3 separate regions of the Mus musculus genome follow, and regions 2 and 3 are each linked to region 1. A link is a loop called in an ENCODE intact Hi-C map of the cell type or tissue named here. Cell type or tissue: heart. All regions are shown on one strand. Region 1 overlaps Tshz2 (teashirt zinc finger family member 2). Region 2 overlaps Tshz2 (teashirt zinc finger family member 2). Region 3 holds the start of Tshz2 (teashirt zinc finger family member 2).

Region 1 (8,000 bases):
TGCCTAAAATAAAGTTCACACACACACACAAAATCTATCAACCAACCCAACAACCAACCAACAAGAAAGCCAACTAACCAACCAAGCTACTAACCAATCAACCAACTGACCAACCCATTAAACAATCAACCAACCAACCAACCCACTAAACAACCAAATCCACTAACCCAACAACCAACCCTCTAACCCAACAACCAAGCCCCCCCCCACACACACTAACCCACCACACAAACAAACCCAAAGCCCTCACAGTTACTGCAAATGACCTCAGACCCAGTTGTCCCCAATGCAGTTCCAGATGCTCACATCCTCAATGCTTCCCTCCTCTTCAGTCCTTTCCTCTGAGTTGGACCAACAGCCGAGTCCCATTGCTCTTTACCCCCGAGTTGATTCCGAATCCCCCTACTTTGACTCCTCTCCTATTAGTGTAGCTGAAGCTACTCTGCTTTGCACCCTCTGGGCCTCCCAAGCTCCTCCTCCCAGTACCTTGGCAACCAGCCTCATCCTTTCCAATATAATCTAATTATTAATAACTTTTATAAAAAATATAGTAGCTTCATGATTCCCAAAGACCAAGGCTACAATTAATAAAGGCTACGAAATCCTGATTATTTCAAATTCCCTCGAACTCATATTTTCTTGGTGTCACAGTGCTTCTTTATACCTTAGGGAATATCAAGCAGGCATCTGCGAGGAGGTGGCAGGCCTGTGTGCGCTTAGACTTAACACCTTTTTACAAGGAGTGGGTATTATTGGGAATTAGTGGGTATTATTTGAAATTTTCTTCTTGCAAAATGCCTTGGTGTTTATTTAATGGGACAGATGCAACTGAAATGAAATGCTTCGGACAATATACTTATTTTTAAAGTTTTGTTGTTGTTGTTAATAGTGAGCGTGTGTGTGCATGTGTGTGCATGTACATGTGTGCCCATGTGTGTGCATGTACATGTGTGCCCACAGAGGCCAAAAGATGTCATCAGATTCCTTGGAGTTGAAGTCTCAGGCAGCTGTGAGCTCCCTTATGTGGGTGCCTGGAAGTGAACTCAAGGACCTGAGCAGGGGTGGCTCTTAGCCTGAGGACATCTCTCAGGCCCCAGAATCCTTATTTTGAGCTATCACTCCAGTAGCGAGATTTGCTCAGAGGTTGGTAGGTCAGTAGTTTTTATCTGTAGTTTATAGATTTCTGTCTTTTTTTTATCATGAACACATAAAGTTTTGAGGTATAAAGTCAGATTAGCAATGGATATGAGTGTGTGTGCACGTGTATGCACACCCATGCATGTGTGTGACCAAAGCCCTGCTGTATTTGCCTCGGTTCTCATGATTAGGACAGAATTTCTATAAACAGCAATCACAGGACTGATGGGTTCATTTGGTTTCCTGGTCTGCAGGGAGAGAGCTCATCTCAGTGGGGAAGGGGTGGCAGTGGGAACAGGAGGCATCTGACCACACCGAGTCCTCTGTCAAGGAGCATAGGGATGAGTGCTGGTACTCATTGTCTCTCTTTGTATCCATCCTACATCCTAGATTCTCAGTTCATAGGATGATGTCACCCACATTCAAGGGTAGGTCTTCCTACCTTAGCTAAACCTTGGTGAAAATATGCTTACACAAACACACACACACACACACACACACACACACACACACACACAGAGAGACACGAGACAAAGAGAGAGGGAGTTTTATCTCCTAGTTGATCCTAAGACCTGTCAAATTGACAAGATTAGCCATTGTACCTTGCCTGTGTGTGGAGAAAAAGGGACCAGCTGGCTTTCCGAATGTCGCAAAGGTGAGGGCTCGGGTCGCAGAAATACACCCACCCTGTCCACAGGGCACATTTTAACTTTCCGCTGCACTACTTAAAGGAGATTAGTGTGCTCACGAATGTAAGAGCTCTCAGAAGAGTTAGGGAGTGTGTGAAGCCAATTCTCACAGCATCTAAGGAAGTACTATCAGGAAACTTGGTATTAATTTTATCCAAGGTGATGTAATCCGGCCATGAGTCACTTACCCCTTTGTGGAGATAACAGATGATCTGTCCATTGCCACATTCACTGGCCCTCTGTCAGGCTGTTTGGCTTTGACCTCTGTGCAGCCTCTGATGCCTCCCCTGCCCCTCTCTGTGACTCATTCTTGGCTCCCACGTACCTAACCTCCCTGAGTTCCCCCCTTCTCGCTGGCCTTCCTAGCCCTGGATCATCTCAAATTGGTCCTAATACATGGATCAGCGCTGAGGTTCTACCCTCGTCACTCTTTCTGCCTCTCTCTACTTCATCCCTTATCCCAGGCTGATTCATCCTTTCAACTCCAACTAAACGGCACGGCTTTATCCCAGAGGATTCTCTTGCGTGCTGATCTTGCCAAGTTCACAGTTCTCCATCTTCGCTACCCTGGAGACTTCTCCACGTGGACTCCGAATCCTTCTTGCTTCCTTTCCCCTGCCTTTCCATCAGAATTCATCTCCCCATCTCTTTACCTCCTATCTTTGGGTCTTTTTTTCCCTTTATGCAAATACTCACAACACTGAGATTGCATGCCATTGTTTATCACTCTTTCTTTAGTAACGTCCTGAATAAACTGGGGTTGCACTGGAGAGTCCCTTTTGCATTTGAACCCTTTCCAACACCACATAATTTGGAAACTGTATGGTTGGCTGCAAGTTAAGCCATCAAGTCCCCCAGGGTCCCTGGTGACCATCACCCTTCCTCTATGTCCCATCATCTCCCCTCATCTCCTGCTTGTTGTTTTGGTGAAGATTCATCAGCCTTCTTTATAAGCCACTGCCAGAGGGCCAGATGAATCTTCCTAAAACAGGGTGCCTCCTCACAGGGCCCCCAACCACTCTCTCCCAAATTGGGAACTGCCTTGGAAACCCATCTGGCGCAAGCACCTCTCGCTACAAATGAGGAGAGTGAAGTCATGGAATAGATAGCAAGGATCCTGCCTGTAGAGGTGACCAGGGAATCTGCCTGTTTTGGTGCCGGGCTATTAACTGATCAAGTGCATCACTAGCTCCTTCTCACACTGTCCCGGAAGAGCCTACATCCTACCCACAGAACCAACCAGTTTGTCTTTGTTTGTCCTTCCTGGGTTCTCCCTGGCTGAAAACTGAATATCTCCAATCCTGAGTGCTCCATGAGTCCCCTTGCTGGTGGCGATGGTCGTTTACTCCATTGCCACTAACATCTTCATTCTGATCTTTTCTTGACTTAGGGGTGGCTTAGTTCTTGTCAGTCATGGTGGCTTGCTTCCTGTGCCTAGACCGTTCCATCCAAGCCCTTCACATGTCTACCACACCTTCCCATTTACATCCAACCATTTCTATGTCTACGTTCCTCCATCTTAAAGTTTCTACATCCCGTCTTCCATGATTCCTCTCACTTGGCCCTTGTACTTCCTTCTCTGCCTGCCTAGATCAGCTCATGTCAGCAATCAGCGTCTGTGACCTGTTCTTTCTGTCCACAGACACACATTTTTGGAATCTGACTTCAGTTCTAATGGTGTCTCCATTTTAGTCTGTCCTTTAGCCATTCAATGATCAAAACTATCAACCCTCAAACTGGTGAGGAAGTGGAGGTCCCACTTCCTCTGTTTCCCATTGCACAGACTGTTACCGGGAAAGAACAGGAAACGCCTGGTTGGAAACATCCAGGACCTGACAACCAAGAAGGCAATCACATCAAGGGTTGACACTCCCTGTCTCTTTTTATTTATTTGCATGGCCCAGTAGATTCCGTTCTCAATCGTTTTAACAGTCCAAGACCCGTCAGGGCCAGCACATCACCGTGATCTATCGTCGGGGTAAAAAATCTCGTGGTGGTGACAGCCTAGATTGACAGCGATGTTTAAATCCTAAACTAGTCTCTGGATGACATTCAATTTTTTGTCATGAAGTTTCAAAATGTGACTGGAGCCTTTTCAAAGCTTTCCGCCTGGTGGAAACGCCGGTGGCAAAAGCAGACATAAACCAGCTGTGGTGGACTGGGAAAAACACTGACCTTTGAGGCCAAACACCTAGGGAGGGGCTAGGGCTCTGATGGGGGAGTCAAGCATGTTTCAAACAAGTCCTCCCTCCTGCAGTGGCTCCCAATAAGTGGAGCCCAGCTCTGAAGACACAGGAAGCATGTGACCCGCATGCCTGGCCCAGGAGGGGTGAGGTGTTTAAAGACCTTGTTTCAAAGAAGTGATTTACATTTGTATGCGCAGATAGGCTTCTGTTTCTTCCCAATCGGAATATGCCTTTATTAAGAGTCCCTGGAACTCAGACACAGCAACCACAGTTTTCCTTTCCCTTGTTCATTGTTGTGTAAGTTTTGTCTGCCTCTCCAGTCCATACCTATTCCAATAAATAGAAGTATTAAAAATTCCAGGCTTGTTTTACTGTTGCATTTGTCACAGATTCTTTTCAACCTAACACTAAACCCACTTTCTTTGACTTGAATTCTGAATGGTTCTCTCCAAAAGGACAAACTGAGGCCCTGGGTCAACACAAAGGCCAGAGTTTTGATCATCCCTTTCAGGGAAGCTCAAAATACAAGGATATACAAGATATACAAGCTCAAGATATACAAGGATTCCATTTCATCAGTGCTGTCTCAAGTATATTTGAATACCGAAAGGTGTGCAATGAGGAAAAAGACACTTAGCTTCTCAGTCAAAGAGTGTGCCACTAGGCAAATGATCTGTCTCAGAAGGTAAAGCGCTTGCTCGATGCCAAGTCTGATGGCCCGAGTTTGAACCCCAGGACCCACATGGCAGAAGGAAGGAACTGACTCCCACGAGCTATCTTCTGCCCTCCACATGCACACAAGCTTTGGCTTGCATGTCACCCCTTCCCCACACACAGACAAACATTACTAAAAGTATTCTTAAAAGAAGGAAAGAGTATTTTAATCAAGGGAATATATATTTAACTTCAAAAGTCATCAAGGAGGGCCCCACAGGGGGGTGACATTGAGCAGAAGGTAACCTCCCTCATAGTGACATGTAAGACCCGGAACTGGAAAGCCATGCCTGTCACTTTTTGTCCGTTCTTGAAATTTGGAACTCAGACACAGTAGTGTCCACACTTTGGATATCCTAAAGTATGCAATGAAAGCTTGGCCCAGAGAAACCCTGAACAGAACCCTTGTGATTAATAGCCTGTGCATTCAGCTGATGTATATTGTGAGTACAAACACTGAGGTCAGTGGAAATGATAATTAAACATGCATATTTCACAATGGAAAAGTCCCATCCATCAACCTGGACCCCAAACTGAAAACAGAGGGATGTTTTCCACTTGGCAGATGGAGTTAATAGTGTGCAAGAATCACTCTGTTCATCTCTCAGAATAGTTTCCCAGGCTGGACTGTTGAAAAGGATCCATTAGTTCATCCCATATCAGCCTCTTCCTTTTAAGAGATAATAATTTCATTGTTAAAAGTGACTCACACTGTAGTTAAGTAACAGGAAAAGAAAACATTAAGAAAAAAACCCCTAAAACCATCCAATATCCCAGCGTTGAAAAAAAAAACCATTTTAATATGAATTATATTTCAGATGTGTTTCTATCCATATGGGATAGATAAATAGATTGTTAGATGAATGGATCAGTAGATAGATAGATTATGGGTGGACAAGTGGGTGGATAGATGTATGAATACATGGATGAGTGGATGGATGGATGGATGGATGGATGGATGGATGGATGGATGGTTAGGTAGATGTATGCATGCATGGATGAGTGGATAGATGGAAGGATGAATGGATGGATGGATGGGTGATGAGCAGATGGGTAGGTAGGTAGGTTTACATATGTATGAACGAGTAGATGGATAGATGGACAGATGATGAGTGGATGGTTAGGTAGGTGGATATATGAATGCATGGATGAGTATATGGATGAGTGGATGGATAGATGAATGGATGGGTGGATGGGTGGATGGATGGATGTTGGGCCCTATTTGTCCCTGGTTTGGACCTTGAGGACAAATCCAAGCCTGGCTCAAGTTTTGAAAACTGTCTCAGTCACTTCCATACATGACCAGTGTAAGCCTGCCTCTGCCTAGCTACCGCTGATGTGCCAATTTCTTATAGGCCCCATGAGATCACCCCACATCCCTTGTCATCTCACACCACCCCATACATCATCTCACCCTATACGCTCTGTCACTCTTCCTCACCCCCATGTCATCTTGCCTCACCAAAAATCCCCACCTCCTTCCTCAACCCTATATAAACAAAAGACTGATACAATAAAACAAGTTTCTGCTTTGAGAGATGGTTAGTCTCTGGACCATCCCAGCCACCACACTCACCATCCTGCTTCAGCCCAGGATTTCTCCTCTCAGCCTAGACGGGCAGAGAGCAGGCAGATGGATGGATGGATGGGTGGATGGATGGATGGATGGATAGGTAAGTTGGGTAGGTATATAAATGAATACATGGATAAATAGATGGATAGATGGATGAGTGATGAGTGGGTGGGTAGGTGGGTACATGTACTCATGTATGATTGAGTAGACAAATGGATGGATGAATCAGTAGATAGATGGAAAAATGACAAGTCAATGACAAGGTGGGTAGCTATATGCATCCATGAATGAGTCCATGGGTGGATGGGTCAATAGATGCAGGATTAGTAGACATATGGATGTATGGGTACAGATGGATGGTTGGGTGAGTGGGTGGACAGATGGACAGATGGGTAGAATTGCACCCCTTTATTCTTTCCTAAGGTTAACGGTCATCCTTTTCTGGTGACTTTATCTACCCAATCCTCAGTCAACAATCAGAGAACAACCCTGTCTCGTAAACTCAATTACTATATTTTTCAAATTTACAGTGGTACTTCAAAAAAAAAAAAACCTTCTGAGCTAATACTGCTACCTTTATCACACTAGTGAAAGTTTGTAAGTCATTTATGGACTCCACAAGTTCTTACAGATACGACGAAACCAAGAAGTCATTTAGAGTCACCTGCTATGTCACAACAAGGTCTAAGTGGACAGGTAAGGACAGTTAATTGTACTGTTCAAGCTTACCCAATGTTGAGAGGAGAATACAGCACTATTGCCTTTGATAAAGGGACTCAGTGGGACCCTCCTCTCATGCTCACTAACATCTGTATTATTCAGGCCAGTGACTCTCACCCTTCCTAATGCTGAGACCCTTTGATATGCTTTCTCTTGTCATGGTGACCCCCACTTTATAACTGATTTTGCTACTGTTGTGAGTTGTAATGTAAATATGTAATATGTAGGATATCTGATATGGGACCCTTGTGAAAGAGTCCTTTGACACTGAAAGGGGTCAAGACCCACAGGCTGAGAACCACTGGCTTGTGCATCCCTTTAATGAAAGGAAGAGGTGAGGGCCTGTGCTTACCGTTAAAGACCTGTCTTCAATCTACCAGAACCTAGATGCCTTCTTGAACGATTAGAACTTTGGAGTGTGGCACCAGAAAGGCGTGAAGTAGCATCATCTACTAGTCTCCAACAGGGTTGGCCAGTCAGGGCACAACTGCTGGTTGGTGGCTTTGTTATGTGGCTCTTGCTGTGAGATAGACATTTGTCAACAATAGTGGCCTGTAGCCATTTGATGTCAGTCAGAACATGCTAGCCCTTTCACTCTACTGTATGTGGATACACACGCATGAATGCCTGCGTGCATATGTGTGGTGGCTGGATACCACTCATCTTGTTTTGGAGACAGAGTCTCTCACTGGCATGAAACTTGCCAAGTGGGCTAGCTGAGCAGAGAGCCCCAGGGATCAGGTTCTGACAGTCTCTACTTCCCCATTGCTGGGATTCTAATTGCATGCTACGATGCCTGGCCTTTTGAAATAGGGGTTCTGGGGGACCAAATGCCAGTACCAAAAGGCAAGTACTTTTCCGACTGAGCTCTCTTCCTAACACCTTCTTCGCCCCTTCTGTTTTGATAACTGAGAAGGGATCTGGGATGAGCTGGATGCAAAGCCACCCGTGATTGAGAACGGGTGCATCGGGATTTCCCAA
Region 2 (8,000 bases), 52 kb after region 1:
CGGCTAGCACTGGCGCTGTGTTAAATATACTTGTGTACCTTACGTGGAGTCCCCCACCATCAGTTGCTCTTAGACTGTAGTTCTAGGAAATCGTTTGCTTTTCCTGATGATGTCTGCTCTCTCTGGAAAGGATGAGGGGACCCTTGACCCACACTGTTCCTCTTTTTTTTCCCATTTGCCACCAGGAACTCCTGAGTTTCATTTTGTCCCCGGTGGTGGCTGTGTCTTGTAGCTGACACTCGGGACAATGGAAGGATCCCCTTATGGGCATCGTGATTTTCTTTTCTCTAATCTCTTCCTTTCATGTGTTTATCTTATTTCCGTCTGTTGTTGAATACCATCTCAGAAATTCTTCTAGAAAGAAAAAAAAAGTGATGTGTAACTGTATTGAGGTCCTGAAATTCTTGACAGAGCCTCAGAGTGAAACTTGTCACTGCTATTCACCTGAAAGGTTTCAAAAGAAACTCAGAGGCGAGAGAAACGGCCAGACACATCTCTGTTACCAAGCACTCAGATGCAAGGTCCTCTCTGCTACCCTGCCCCATTGTCTGTGAGGGCACAGAATGAGCTTAACCTTCCCTGTGAAAAGTAGGACAATTCTCCTTCCTCCCACCAGCATGTTGCCTTGGCAACTGACAACTTCCTGCTGATGTTGTTAAAGCCAGCCCCACTTCACACCTTATCTGGAAAAACAGAATATGAGATGCACGCTTATCACAGGAGGAATTACCAAAAGGAAGGCTATTTCTCCTCATTACGAGAGGGAGAAATTAGGTTCCAACTAGGCAGACCTGGCAGTGTTGAATAAACCGGGAGAAAGATAGCCAGGACCAGACAGATCCTGTGTGAGAGAGAATGTACTGCTTCATTCAAACCAGGGTTTCCAAACTGATGCCCAAAGGAAGTGCCTGTGGCTGGGTTAAAACCTGAACGCCAGGCTCTCCTCCAGGGCCTTTGACTCGCAAGGGTTGGGTCAGAGAATCTGGTTTTATATCAGGGTCCTAAGGGTACCTGCTGCTTAGACATTACTATTACCATCTTTTCCCCCAGAGAAGGGCCAGCCTCTCAGGGATTTTCCTAAATTACCCTCTCCTTCCAGCATGGGGTGGGGTGGGGGCGTGGAGGGGAGCAGGAAGTAAGATGGAGAGGGATATTGATCAGCTAAGGCTGATTTCAGCCCTGGCAGACGTCTTGGCAAGGGGATTGTAATGAGAAACCAGGCAAAGCTGGACTGGGCCCCTTTACAGCGTAGGAAGGGAGGCCTAGTGGGCTAACCTTCTTGTCAGTGACTGCAAGGCTCACAGGTCAGGTGAGTGCCAGGGTGCAGCGTGAGTCTCTGTTTCCACAGCCTATGGGCTTACCCAGTCAGGTGAGGACTTCTCTTATCTTGGGAACCACAGCCGAGAGCCTGGCGGTTTTTTTTTTTTTTTTTTTTTTTTTTTTTTTTTTTTTTTTTTTTTTTTTTTTTAAGTAGAGTTCTTCATCTAGAAATGCGTTACAAACTCGAGACCAAGGCAGCTTCAGACGTGGCTCACAGAGTTTCCATAGCAGCTGTATGTCCTACTAGGACCCCCTAAGCCATAGTAGTTTCTACAGGAATGGTGCACCCAGTGACGCTAGCCAGTGATGCTTGGCTAAGCTGGAATGTGGTCCTAAGCTCAAGGGTGAGGCCTCTCTGTGGGACCAGCAGTAGCTACAGGAGACTACTGACTTCTCAGCTTTATGGGCAGAAAAGAAGGTGATGGGCCTCGGGTCCAGCTCACAGTGGACAAACCACACAGGTCTCCATGGGTCTCATGGAAATACAAAAAGGAAGGTCCCTCTTCTTCAAAGACGTGGAATGAAATAAAAAAAAATCAGGAAAAAGAAATGCTGGGTATGAAGTACTTTAAAAGACACCAATGATGGTATTGATCATAACAATAGGATCCATGGTGAGGAAGAAGCCAGTAGCTAGCCTATGCTATATTTTTATAAAGGGGAAGCAACTGCCCTGAGCTCTTGGTGGGTCTGCTTCATCCTTCGTGCAATCCTCAGAGAGCCGAGTGAGGAGGTGTGCAGCTCCTCCACTCTGAAGTCAATGCTAAGAGGAGGAATGGAGAGTCACATGGAGGCAAAGCCCCATCTTTATGTGACAAGCTCACTCTACGGGAGTCTGTACCACAGGTCCCGCCTGCCTCTGGACGTTTAATAGCTAAGGCTTTTCCGAGCCACTTATGTCTCCTTCCTCACAGGCAACTTTGAGCTCTGTGTCTTTCTCTGATGACAGCGTCTTGCAGGTGCTCACTGGGACCTAGTCACTGCACTGGGAGAATAAATGCAAATGGGGACAGAGGAGATGGCTCTGTCAGTAAAGTGCTCCTGCAAGCCTGAGGCCCTGCATTGTGTCCCTGGCATCCAAGGAAAAAGTTTGGCTTGACGGTGCACATCTGCAGCCCCAATGGGGAGTCAGAGACAGAGGCATTCCTAGGGGCTTGATGGCCAGCCAGGCTACCCTAATCAATGAACCTCGAGTCCCAAAGCAAAACAAACAAAGTGAACAAAACCAAGCTAGCTGTCTTTTGAGGAAAGGCACCAGATGTTAGCCTTTGCCTTCCACAGCACAGGTATATGCATGTATTTATACACACACACACACACACACACACACACACACACACACACACAGAGAGAGAGAGAGAGAGAGAGAGAGAGAGAGAGAGAGAGAGAGAGAGAAATGCACACATACTGAAATGCGCACACACACACACAAAGGCACATTCACACAGGCACACATGGAGAGACAAATGCACACACAGAGAAGTGCACACACATGGGAGGAGTACCGGCTGGTTGTTTGCATAGAGATCATCAATATCACCGTATTTAGATCAAGCCTTGTACAGCAACCTAGACCTACATTTGGATAGAACTGCCTAGAAAAGTCTCTTTTAAAATTAGGCGGGGACAAGGCCCAAGAGATGGCTCAGCTGGTAAGACATTTCCTGCCAAGACCAATGACCTCTGAGCTTAATGCCCAGGATCCACTGGGACAAAGAGGAGAACCGACTTCCTTAATGTTATCCTCTGGTCTCCATACATATGATGTGTCACAGAACAATAAATACATGTAAGTAAAAAAAAAATGAACGGGAACAGGTCAACCAGCACTCCCTTTTTATCATCAGCCCCCATGAATTGAGCAAGCCAGGCCTGTAGCTCCCTGCAAGCATCGGGTCTTCCTTATGGTTTGTGACTTCGCCTGCAATGTCATCCAGTCAGAGAAAAAAGTAGGACACAGATTTGCCCACAATTCAACAGGTGTGGAGTTGGCCCCTCCCTCCATCTCCCCCCCGCCCCCCCCCCCAGTGCTTCCATTCATAGGGAAACACTGAGAGAAAGAGAAAAGAGATAAACCAGCACTTTAAACAGCGACTCAAACACCGAAACCAGTGACAGAGAGAATAAATCTGTTTGAAAACCACATCCCAGCACTAATGACTTGCACCTAAAAATAATCCTAACGTAGTTTTAAATTGGAAGTATACCTGGAAGGGAAAATCGAGGGAGACATTTGTAACAAGGTAAAACACCATCAGATCTTGGTGCAGATCTGAGAACCCTGATGAAGGTGGCGTGCTGGATTAGGCTTTTCTCTGTGGTGTGCAGAGAGAAACCCCGCAGAGCAGGTTGGCATGTGAGCTAAAGCACGGAGAAGGCCGCCCGCCTGAGAGGGAAGTGGTACTCGGGATCCCTGCCCACTGTTTTATGTGCACGGCTGTAAAGATGGCTGACAGGTCATAGGTGAAGTCTCTTCTGCAAAGACTCAGGCATTAAAGGGCAATACTTCCAATCGGGAGAGTCCCATCCATGTTTCTTGGGATTCTTGAAGAATCCCTTGGCTACCAATCTCCTTGAGCACTGAAGTGAAATGGGGATCCAAGCTGTCAATCAGCACACTTCAACTGAGAAGTGCTTGGGAACGTGACATATGACATCAGGTGGTGTGAGTGTGTGTGAGTGTGAGTGTGTGTAATAATTTGCATAATTAACAGGAAACACATGCACAAAAGAAGAGACACATCTTCTTTCTTTTGGAATGTGAAGTAGGCTTTGGAGGCCAGAGTCTCCAACCCTCAGCACCTGGAAAGGAGTTCTGTTCGCTCACGAGATCAGGGCCAACCTTCCTTCAAGTCTGAACTATGTAGGTTTTTCAGCTTCCTGAACCAATAATTGCCAGATAGTCATACAATACTTGCATCTCTCAGTATATTACAGCAGATCTCACCAAACTAAGGTCCCTGGTTTTATTTTTAAAATATCTACACGGGCCCAGGGCTGGCAGGACCAGCACTAGAATCAAATTTGTAAAATAGCTAAGACGGATAAACCCCTGTGGGACCAGAGTTCCATGGGCAGACAGCTGAATGACAGACATCACCACCCTGCATCATCTGTCCTGAGCCACACATGGAGCTCCTGAGGCGCAGCAGAGAGGGCTCATAGCCACTGCAGGGAGGTGGGTTGAAAAGAAACCCAGGAGTGCTTCCCCGGGCAGGTGACACTTGAGCCCAACCAGCTCTGACCATATGAGGTAATATGTCCCTAGAGTGGCTTGTCACATGTGAACACTTAGCACTATCAGATCTCCATCTCGTCCTGGGCACTTTTAGCATTGTTTTTAAATCTAGGTACTATTTGTTTAAAAAAAATTGTATTTACCTCATTGACTATTTCTTAACTTAACTGTTTGGGAAAGCCTCTATCTAGGCATAAACCTGTGCATGTGTGTGTATGCATATATGTGTGTGTATGTGTTTGTGTGCACGCGCACATTCATGAATGCACATGTACATGTGTGGAGGCCTGCGGTCAACACCAGGTGTCTCATCGTGCCTTGCCTTTTTTTTTTAGACAGGGTTTGTCTCAGAACCTGAAGCCCCTCTGTTCTTAGGCTGCCCGGATACCTAATTAGAGCTACAGTGAACAGCCCATCTCCACGGCAGCTCAGACAGTGTCTGAGACCGTGCAAGCATGGGCAGGCATCCTCTACCTGTCCTACACTTCCCAGATTGGAGCTCAAAGCCACAGCAATATAGACATTGCAAGTGGCTATTTCATTACCAAGGGCTATGCTGTCAGAGCAGAGGCCTAAGAGGACCTCTTGGATCTACCTACTGCACCCCAGCAACTCCCTCTCTCTGGGCATGTTAAATGTCCCCTGGGAGGCAAAATCACACCAATAAAGAGCTATTGTCTCAGCACATGGCACGGGTACATGCTATGTGACAATTCTGCAGAGTGACAGGCCATGGGAAGGAGGATCAATTTGACAAAGAAGAAAGAGGAGCGGTAGAGGCTAGGGAGGATGCATGGGGGAGTGGCTAGAGGGGCGTCCTGGAGGACGTGATGCTGAGGAGGAGCCTGGGAAGAAGAGGCAGAGAAGGGCCAGCGAGAAGAAGAGAACAGGCCTGCTGCTTTCAGAGATGAGAACACAGTAGGCTCCATGTAGCACATAGTAGTGGCGATGGGTAAGCTGTAAGGAAGTGTCCAGGTGTCCAGGAGTCCAGGGTAGGATTAAGCTTGAAGTGAGAGCGTCATGGTTAAATATATCTGTTCAATATGTTTGTTTTGAGACCAGACTCATGCTAAGTTAACCAAGCTGATCTTGAACTAATTCCATCGCCCAGTAAGGACTTACAGGGGGAATCCCTTTGTCTCGGCCTCCTAAGTAGCTGGGATTACAGGCAGGCATGTTGCAACAGACACCTCTGCAAGCAGGGACTCTCACTAAGAGAGTCCACTTTTTGTTTTCATTCTTGTCTTCCCTGGTGGACCTTCCCCTGCCTGGCACATAGTAGTTGGGTGATAAATGATGCCATCCTTTAGATGAATGTATGAGTCCAAGTGTTTGTTCCATCTCCTAGGTCACACGAAGCTACCATCGATAGTGAAATGGGCTTAATTATCTTTACTCTGTGCTAAGAAGCATTTGTTACTGATAATCACATTGAATTCTCGTCTCATCCGGGCTCTTCGTGGTAAAGAAAACTGACATGGCCCTCCATAGACTATAATCTCAAGGACAATACTAATAACCCCTCACACGACTGTTGAGACTATTGTCTGTGCTTCAGTAGCTGAGGGTTGGGAGGCTGGATCATAACAAGCTAAGAGAAAGGCCATTTCCTGTTTAAACAGGAAGGTGCTGAACTTCCCGTACAGTTGTCACCTTAAATACTTCAGTATCCTTCTTCTACCCTGCTTTTTGCCACAGCGGGTCACCTATTTATTTCTATGACACCAATGCTAAAATTATGAGTTATGGCTGTCAGAGAATGCTAGGTTTCCTCACAGGAAATGTCCAACTTCTAGGAGATAGGATGGACTGCGAGGAAGTCATCCATCTCTTGTTCCACTTTGGGTCACAGACTTTTCCTACCAGTAGTGGCCTCAAGGAACGAATGGCACCAGTTTGACCCCTCAATGATCAGACGGCATGGGTGTGACCCATGCATTTTTACTGCAGGGGTTCCATGTGAACATTGTTCTTAGACATTTTGTTTTCCTTCTAATCAAGCCAAAATGAAATCAGAAGAAAAACAAGTCGCTGAAAGTTTTCACTAAGTGAAATGTGTCCAACTAAAAGAAAAAATCCCTGTACACTGAGAGGACTTAGGGATGGTGGCTGATTTTTGCCATTCTTTGACATCTTAGAGTTCAGCCCGCTGCTGTAGAGAAGGGCATACCCAGCTGGCATCTGAGAGAGAAGCCACAGGAGGGGAGCGTGGAGCTGCAAAGCAGAATGAGGCCTGAGGAGAAGAGGAAAGGGCATCACCAGTGTGTGCGCCCTGGACCTGGAAATGAGCCCAAGTCTTCTGTGCAGTGTGTGTGTGTGTGTGTGTGTGTGTGTGTGTGTGTGTGTGTGTGTGTGAAGTGTAGTCTGTTGTGTCTCAGACTATAAAAGCGTCTTAATTAAGGCAGCGTGGAAGCCTTACACCACTCTAAATATCAAAGGATGTGAATCCTCCATAAACAAAGAATGTCTTACCTAGTCCAGCTGCTTGGGGGCGGGGGGGGGTCTGGAGCATACTACAACCACACACCCCAGGCTTTAAAGAGTGACCACACCCCATGTGGAGCTTGTTCAAGGAAGACCATGGTGCTTTAGGGATGGAAGTAGCCTGTTGGCAGATCACACTCAGAGTAGCGAGGAATTTGAAGGCATCTAGGGGTCAGGGGGAAGGCTGAAGAAATGGAGCTAAGAGTGACCAGGTGGGTGCTAACTGGAGAGAAAAGAGATTTAACTGTATATATGCAGGAGAGAGAGAGAGAGAGAGAAAGAGAGAGAGAGAGGAAGAAGAAGAAGAAGAAGAAGAAGAAGAAGAAGAAGAAGAAGAAGAAGGAGGAGGAGGAGGAGGAGGAGGAGGAGGAGGAGGAGGAGGAGGAGGAGGAGGAGGAAGGAGGAGGAGGAGGAGAGGAGAGAGAGGCAAGAGGCAAAAGGCAAAAGGCAAAAGGCAACAAGGGACAAGGTTAGTGATCTTGGTAATGACAACTGCCCCAAAGGTGAATGGACAACATACTAGCTGACTGCTGCCTTGACTAACTCTGATTCACTAAAGAATGTTCATGTCAAAATGTCTCACAGTGAAGTCATTTTCTGAGAAGCCATAGGTTACCATGTGGTGGGCCTGGGAGTCACCAGTTACCAGCTTAAGTGGCTGCCATCTGTACTGTCCAAGCTACAGCATCTGCTTCTTTGGGATCACACTTCTCAGTCCCACTGAGCTCTGTGTTCTTATCTTCTGCTCTGAGACCTGCGCCTGCTAGGCACTCACCTGGCTAGGAGGGCACAGAGAACATAGTACGTCCTTGAAAGGAAGGTGACTGGAACTGTGCAGGCAGAGACTCAAGGAGTTCAGCTTCTACTCTGGGGGGCCCCAGGGCACAGGGAGTGTGAGTTATATTTTTTTTCCCGGTGCAAAGAGAACAACTTGTGTTTGTGTGTGTGTGCACATGTG
Region 3 (8,000 bases), 95 kb after region 1:
GCCTTTGTAGTCTGAAATATGCTTTAAACAGCAAGAATAGCTCGGAGCTACTGTTGCTGGAGCCCTGTGAGCTCGTGTGTGTGTGTGTGTGTGTGTATACTTGTCTTAAAACCACATCATCCTGGAAAGCAAAGAGACCCACAACATGGGGCATTTTAGAGTTCAAGATGTAAACTTGCTTTCTCTGAAGGATGCTTAAGCAAAGAAAGAAAATCAGAGTCCGAAAACAACCTGGGTCCTGCTTGCCAGGAAATTCAAGGCAAACTTCAATTGTAGCCACCGGCTCCTGCCCCTGTGCAGTCCAGACTCGACACTATCCTGAAGTAGAAAAAGAGACCTCTTGGCTGTTCCTACCTCATTGCAGCACATTTAGAAATGCCCCTGCTGAATGCGTTTGCCAAGTAATAACCTGTGTTATTAAGGTGCAAATTGCAACTTTTAAGTAATGATTGCTAATAGTCTGATGTTTACTGCTACACAAGGACATCCATGAAAACAAAATCTGCATTATTCATCTCCACATTCAATAAACAAAATAAATTGAGGGAGATGCTCTCTCCTGCGAGCCTCCTCACAAAAAGACCGGATTATCAGAAGCTACCACAAGTCCACAAGAAAAAAAAAAAAAAGCACAGAATGGCTTGGGGTGAGCAAAGGCAGGAGAAATAACTTACAGGCATGTTAGATATTCACAGGGATGTGATTACAGACGATCCCATGCTCAACTGTGACTGGCTGGGCATACTATAAAAATAATTCTATACCGCTGAAGTAAAACCTCTGCTACGTGTGTACGCAGACCACACGGCCAGGGTTGTTAGGAAAAGTATTGTGAGAGACCATGCCTACGGTTTTGTGAAAATTCAAGCGCTCTGCTTCCTATAACGTGCAAACACATCTAGACAGTTTCTTTTTTGTTCAACCTTCCTGCCATCGTCTTTTTATCTTCCCTGAGATGAATCGGGGGGAGAGGATGCCAGAGCAGATTCCTGAAGATTTCCAGGTAAGAGCAGACGAATTTTAATGATAAGCCAAACATACAATCAAGAGAATGAGCCGAGCACACACATACAGTCACGATAGGGGGATATGAAAGCTGTTTTTTAAACTTTCCTCCTGGCCCCAAGAGCTAGCAGTGTGGAAGAGTGAAGCTTTAGAAAATGAGGACCAGAGATATTGCCAGGAGAAATGTTTCCCCTTAGCTGTTTACTTCAAGAGAATGGCCTTCCGCATATCTGCCCCTCCAACCTGACATACATAGGAGGCAGTGGGAGGAATCTAAAATAATAATAATAGTAGTAATAATAAAACAGATTAAAATTCCCCATCACTTAGTATATCATCCTGTGGCTGAGTTTAGAAGACCTGCTTTATTAGAAAGTTTTGGCCACCAAGGCCTTGAAACATCACCCTTAGGCCGAATGGAGGAAAGAAACCCAACAGCCTGGAAGAGTTCTTGGGAGAAAGAGGTTCCAGGAGAGAGAGCTTCAGCGCTGGTTCCCAGCCAGGCTTTTTCTATCTTCTATTATTCATTAATCAAACTAGGAATCAAGCTTTCAACATCGGTCCACAGGAGTAATCACTTACAGTTGTGCGTTGTATTTAATTTTAAGCAGTGATAAAAGTTAGCAGAGCTACAGGCTGAGAGGCACCCCCCCCACACACACACACACCCCTTCCCTGCATGGTAGCTGACTGGGGAATCTCAGCTAACTTTGCCTCACTCATCCTGAAACAGCCGGGCACTGGTGACCTCGGATGGGAAGAAGAAACACCACGGAAAAACAACCCATCTTACTAGTATGTGAACAGATAAATACATGGAGCAGGGTAACTCGCTGTGTATGAGATCAATTATCCCATCTCAGCTCGAAAAGGATTTCTGTGCCTTCTAGGGAACAAGATGAGAATCATGGCAACAGTCTTGCAAAGACACTACGAATCCAATCGGCCGGAAAACTGAAAGTATACTCACAAGTTTCACACACACACACACACACACACACACACACACACACACACACACACACACACACACACAGAGAGAGAGAGAGAGAGAGAGAGAGAGAGAGAGAGAGAGAGAGAGAGAGAGAGAGCGCGCACACACACACACACAGAGACAGAGAGAGAGAGACTACAACAATAAAAAAAAGTAGCCAGCACCAATAGATACCAGCTTAGCGAAAGGATCTAATTTAAATAATGTGATACAGCGTCATTTTCTGCACACCTGGATCTCCATTGATCAGTGGATAATTATAATTAAAGTAGAGCAATTCTGAGCAAGGCACTTTTTGTAATGAGCTTGTGAAAGGAGACATGTCCAGTCATTCTGCTAATTTAAATTGCTGCCTAGTTCTTGATGGCCTCTACCGGAACTACAAGGAAGGGAAGGAGAAAAAAAAAAGAAAAAGAAAAAGAAAACAGTTTTCAGGGCAGTATCATTTCTGCTGGACTGCAGCCCAAGGCTCTCTTTCGGGACAACAAACAACAGGGATGCCATCTCTGATAATCCAGCCACACGTGAACTTGTGTTGCTAGCATTGATTGCAGCAGGCAGACTCGTAGGAAGTCTTGAAGGCCGCCACACACCCTCAAATGGTCAGATAGTCAAGCCGAGTGCGAGAGTTAAAAAGATACAATAAAATAAGAGAGCTATTGTTTCCAAAAGAAGTAACCAGAGTTGAGAAAAGAAATCCCCCTGCATAGACAAGTTGCAAATGTGTGTGTTGCTAAGAATATTTTCGTTATTTTGCTCTGAGAGAAACAATTGAAAATTCATGAATGGAAGCTTTATAATAAAGCAACTCAGAGCGACCTACACATGGCCGAGGAAGCGATTCTGCACTCGGGAGGGAAGGAAACTGGATTTTCTGAAGCACACGTATTGCTCTTTGGGATGGCATCAGGCGGCGGTGAAGCGTTATGAACGTGGTAGCTTGCATGTTCAGACACTGGCACCCGCTTTCCCCAGATTCCTAACTCACTTCTTCTTGGTGACTTTGCAAAGTTTACCCAAGTGTCCTGGTGACTTTTCCCATGTTTGACTCAAGTTGGAACAGAGTAAAATATAGCTGTGGTCTCCAGATCAGTCTTACCCATTGCCACTCAAAGTCAGAGGAGAAAGAGAGAGGGAACAGGGGAGCCAAGGAAACTTAAACTTTGCTAAAGCCCCATCAACTAAAGGATACAAAGAAATAAAAACGCCCACGTTAAAAGCCAACAAGATAATGATTGTGCATTTCTCTCTCTGAATGTAGAGGGCAAAGCTTGCGTCACTGCCACTCGGAGTTACCATGGTGAGTGATTTATTGATATATATCAGAATGAATAGATCAAAGGCAGTGAGATGACAGGTGATCAATCAAATGTCAAATCAAAACTAGCAATCGAGTGGAAAGCTGATTTTTCAGTGGGTGGGTCTGGCAGGAGAAAAATGAACTTTCCTGTTCCGATTCCGAGAAACAAAACCCCAGCATACTATTAAAAAAGCAATTAGGCAACCCAAAAGGGAAAAGGAAAAACAACAACAGCAACGACAATAAAAACAACAGCAATAACCCTGAAGATCTGTTGTGGGACCTATTGAGCCGATCTGATCCTTAGGGGAAGGGTCCCTGCAAGAAAGAATTCCACAGGACAGCTCCTAGGGTGGTAGTCAATTCCACAAAGTTTCCAAAGCTCTATCTGGCAGAGAAAAATCCAAGGCTGTTTAAATTTCTACGGGGTTCTCTCCCCCATCCCCACCTGGCTTTAAGCAAGAAAGGGAATGAGATTTCTATAAACGGTGAAACCTTTTAGAAAACACGTCCAAAACCCCACTCATTTCCGGGGGTGCCTTTTGCACCTTGGCGACCAATGCTACACCCTCATGGCTCACAGCTCCAAAGCCAGCCTGCAGCCCCAGGCTTGGCCATGCCACACACTTGCAAGCCCTGAGCCCCAGCGACTGGAGACACTGTCCCTGGAGGCCAGAAGCCATCAGCACTGACCTCTCAGAGGGATGAGAGGGGGCTATCTCCCTCCCCCTGCACCCCAAATCCATAATCCGACTTTGGTTCCAGAGGCAAGAAGCCAGACTGGGAGAAAAAGTTAGGGGTGGGGTAGAGGGTGGAGGGAGGAAAAGTTTAAACCAGGAAGGTTTGGTGGGACGCTTCCCTGCCACCACCACCCAGAGGGAGCCTGGAGAGGGAAAGATTGGGGAAATCATTCTGGGGTGATGAAGAGGGCACCCGCACGCTAACCCTCTTGAAAGCGCCAGGGGGTGGCGTCCCCGCCAGCCCCAGGCCAGGAGGGCGGGCGGGCGAGCCGCTGTGCGCCGGGCTCAGGGGCCGGGCACCCGGAGCGGAGCCATCTCTTACCTGCCGCCCGCTTGGGTGCCTGCTGTTTCCTCCTTGGCATCGCTCTACTTAGCTCCAGTCTCACTTCTGGCGCCCCAGCCCCGAGCCGCGCGCGGGGGCCGCAGTCTCGCTCGTCTTTCTGTGGCTCCTAGGACGTCACTCGGCCTCTGTCCCCCTGAAGATCCCCCTGCCAGCGCTCCAGCGCGGGGCCGGAGACCCCCTCTCTGGGTGGCAGATATGTGGCTCGCGCCTGCTGCTTGCAAGTGGAGGTTGGTTCTGCCTTGTTTGTTTGTTTGGTTTTTTTTCCCCCTCTCTTTTTGTTTTGCTTTTGGATTTTTTTCTTTTTTTGGTTTTGCTTTTTGCTGTTTTTTTGGTGACTGGTGAGACACTTGATTTCTTTATTAAACATCCAAGACGGGGTTCAGATGGCAGGGATGAGGGGCGCACACGCGCCACGCGCACACTCGCGCTTAAAGATAAGGGGGGAAACAATCCCGGGAAGACAGTGGATTTCTTCTTTTTCTTCTTCCTTCTCTTTCCCTCCTCCTCTTCTTCCTCCTCTTCCTCCACCTCCTCTTCCTTTACCACCTCCTCCTTCTCCTCCTTCTCCTTCTCCTCCTTCTCCTCCTCCTCCTCCTCCTCTTCCTCCTCCTCTTCCTCTTCTTCCTCCTCCTCCTCTTCCCTGATCTTGATGGCGGATTCGCGCTGGGGAGAGATCACTCACTGTAGGTTTGTTGTTGCTGTCAGATCCCCGTCTGTGAGTGATATGCGAGAGGACAGGAGCGGGTTTGGGAAAGACAGAAAATCTGGAATTCACTCACACACACACACACACACACACACACACACACACACACACACACACACACACCACACATACGCACACGCACGCTCGCTCTCACACACAAGCACTCTCGCTTACACACACACACACACACACACACACACTTACACTCACACTCCCCACATATGCTCTCTCTTACACACACACACACACACACACACACACACACACACACACACACACACACTCACACACACACAAGACAGGGCGAGGCGATGCCAGCAAACATCGATCCCGGCTGAACAAACTGAACATTAACAAACTCCTCCTCTTCTCCCTGCGACCTGATGACAGGGAGAAATTTACTCCCCAGCCGCAGAGCGCCAGGCAGAGGGAGTCTATTAAAGGGACAGTGTCCCGCCTGGGAGAGGAGCTGGAGAAAGAGGACCCAGCCGGCTTGGCTGCAGCCCTGGAGGCACCCACCTCCTCCTCACTGGGGCAGTGGAGTGTCCGCCTGTCTAGATGCCCCTCCAAGAGGAAGAAAAGGGGGAGTGGGAAGGAAGGGGGCGGGGCTCTGGCAGAGTTGGAGACAGTTAGAGTTGGAGATTAGAAGGGGACAATCTAGGTTTGCTTGGGAGACAGATTAGGGGGATGGGACTATATCCAGTCTCAACCTGTTCTCCAGCAAATAACCTCCTCTCACTATGTAAGTTCACATTGCTTTAACTTCCACCTTCTTGGAGTATTGGGATTTTTTTTTAAACTTCTGCTTCCTGGGCAGACTAATTACATAACCTTCATTGTGTTTCCTTCCAATGCTGATATTTATTGAGCACCTATGGTGCACCTGTTATACAGTCACCACAGTGACAGAGAGTGGGGAAGTCCAGATTGTGGCTGTTATCAAGGGTGAGAGGAACAACATCTGAAACAACTTGCCCCCTGGTGGTGTTCAGTCACTTCCCAGAGGTCTACCTTGCTGAAAATTTGATGTCCACCTTTCTCTATTTGCTTTCTCCGCTGGGCTCATCAAGGAAGGTGGATGCTGTGCACAGCTCGCTCTTTGGGTAATTGCCTCAGATCTCACTAGAGTATAAGTTCTTAGGGAGTTGTGCCCTCGTTTATCGTATTCTATCTCCCAATGGTGCCAAACAGAAAACATAGAGCTCCACCCCCAATAGTGCAATAAATGAAGAGGAAGCAGGGCATGCTGGGAGTACAACTTCAGAGTGGCCCGGATTGGTTAAAACTGAGTGTTGTTTTGGGGCTGAAAGAGGAGTCCATTCTGGAGAGTCTATTGTAGCTGAACCCGGTCTCCCTGGGTACCACTGCACACGGGGAGGTAGGTACCTTTCAGCACGTGTGAACAGGATGACCCTGTCCTGAAGACGCTTTCCTTCCTTCCAGTTGGGTAGAAAGTCAATGACAAGTGGGAAGGCAGCGGAAGGAGGTAGAGCTAGGAGCCTAATGAACCTGATACTGGGCATTGAACTCAGGGCACCGTACATACTGGGCAGGCAAGACATCATACATGCTGGACAGGCAAGGCACAATGCATGCTGGGTAGGCAAGGCATAATGCATGCTGGGTAGGCAAGGCATCATACATGCTGGGTAGGCAAGGCATCATACATGCTGGGCAGGCAGTCTATCACTAAACTATGTTTCTGATCCTCTTCATTTTTTTCTTAAATGTTGAGACAGAGGTCTTGCTAAGTTATTCAGGCTGACCTTGAACTCATTCTTAGATAGGTCTTCAAACTTGGGATCTTCTGGTCTCAGGCTCCTGAGTAGCTGGGCTGATAGGCCTGAGACACAGACTGTCATGAATCTGGAGTATGAAGAAGGAAGGATGTTTACCAAGTGGGGCTGCCTGGGGCAAGTCACAGATAGGTTCTAACCTTGGAGAAGGAGGAAGTTGGGTGACAAGGAGACTCTTGCGAGGGTGGCCCTTGGTGTAACAGTAGAAGCTCCTGGTTCGTAGCCCTCCAAGCCCACAGAGGCCTTTTTGAGGGTGTGCTCACCTTGGTGCTCTGAAGCAGGTTTTGCATCCTTAGATCTGTTTACAGTTTGGGCCACACACTGCTTACTGGAGATGAGTGTGGTCCAGTACAATGCAAGGTGCTTGCTTGGCAGCATCCAGGCATCTAGACACCAGGCCCCTCCCTCTGCTCTGATGACAGAACGTTTCACAGACATTGCCCAGTCTCCTCTAGAGCCCAGATTTTCCCTGCTTGGAGACGGATCACCTCGGATTTTCTAGACAGGAACCTTGCTGCATATGGGCCTTGTTCTGGAGTTGATACATTGAGCACTTGGACTCCAGTATCTCATGCAAACCACTTGCTCCTTACAGTCTGAGATCTTCTGCCCAGAGACCACCTTCTTCTTCTTCTTCTTCTTCTTCTTCTTCTTCTTCTTCTTCTTCTTCTTCTTCTTCTTCTTCTTCTTCTTCTTCTTCTTCTTCTTCTTCTTCTTCTTCTTCTTCTCCTTCTCCTCCTCCTCCTCCTCCTCCTCCTCCTCCTCCTCCTCCTCCTCCTCCTCCTCCTCCTCCTCCTTCTCTCTCTTCAGGAGTCAGACAAAGTTAATGCTGCTGACTTTAAGATCAAAGCATACTTAGATACAACTGAACAGCACTAGGGGTGATGTTGCTTCTGTGGCCACTGTGATGGACTCTCATCTGGCTCCTCGCTCCTCCCCACTATGTATCCACTGGTAATGAGGCTTGACCAGTGAAACCTCAGATGCCTCCCATATGCCCCTTACCTCTTGCCACCCTGACCCTTCCTCACGGGCAATTAATTACCAGCTATGACTAGTTCAGTGCAGTCTTTTTCAGCAGTACTTTTGGGCCACAGGAAATATAGCTCACCGGGC

Evidence for each region. A loop is a pair of places that touch in the nucleus more often than their neighbours do. Peaks named below come from ENCODE experiments on the same cell type or tissue, not always from the same donor. Only the 100,000 strongest peaks of a DNase experiment are listed, where the experiment ranks them.
Region 2: it touches region 1 in a loop (1.8-fold over the local background); 3 of 42 quality-filtered maps call a loop at or near these places.
Region 3: it touches region 1 in a loop (4-fold over the local background); 6 of 42 quality-filtered maps call a loop at or near these places.

Annotation. Positions count from the first base shown.
Region 1 is chr2:169,724,890-169,732,889 of GRCm38, reverse strand. The region is part of intron 1 of Tshz2 (teashirt zinc finger family member 2); the gene reads right to left. Among named protein-coding and RNA genes, the nearest start is that of Gm34344, 62 kb to the right of the region's middle. In heart, no CTCF peak of the experiment used is centred here; DNase peaks (open chromatin) are centred at 2,169 and 4,039; H3K27ac peaks cover 2,413 bases.
Region 2 is chr2:169,672,767-169,680,766 of GRCm38, reverse strand. The region is part of intron 1 of Tshz2 (teashirt zinc finger family member 2); the gene reads right to left. Among named protein-coding and RNA genes, the nearest start is that of Gm34344, 9.7 kb to the right of the region's middle. In heart, no CTCF peak of the experiment used is centred here; no DNase peak of the experiment used is centred here; H3K27ac peaks cover 1,001 bases.
Region 3 is chr2:169,630,141-169,638,140 of GRCm38, reverse strand. It overlaps Tshz2 (teashirt zinc finger family member 2), which reads right to left and starts at 5,632. Exons shown (of 2, transcript NM_080455.3): 1 at 4,362-5,632. The coding sequence starts at 4,401. Gm34294 (a long non-coding RNA gene) reads left to right here and starts at 7,663. Exons shown (of 2, transcript XR_003953971.1): 1 at 7,663-8,000. In heart, CTCF peaks have their summits at 4,363 and 6,077 (motif pointing left); DNase peaks (open chromatin) are centred at 3,960, 4,400, 5,100 and 5,560; H3K4me3 peaks cover 3,465 bases; H3K27ac peaks cover 3,960 bases.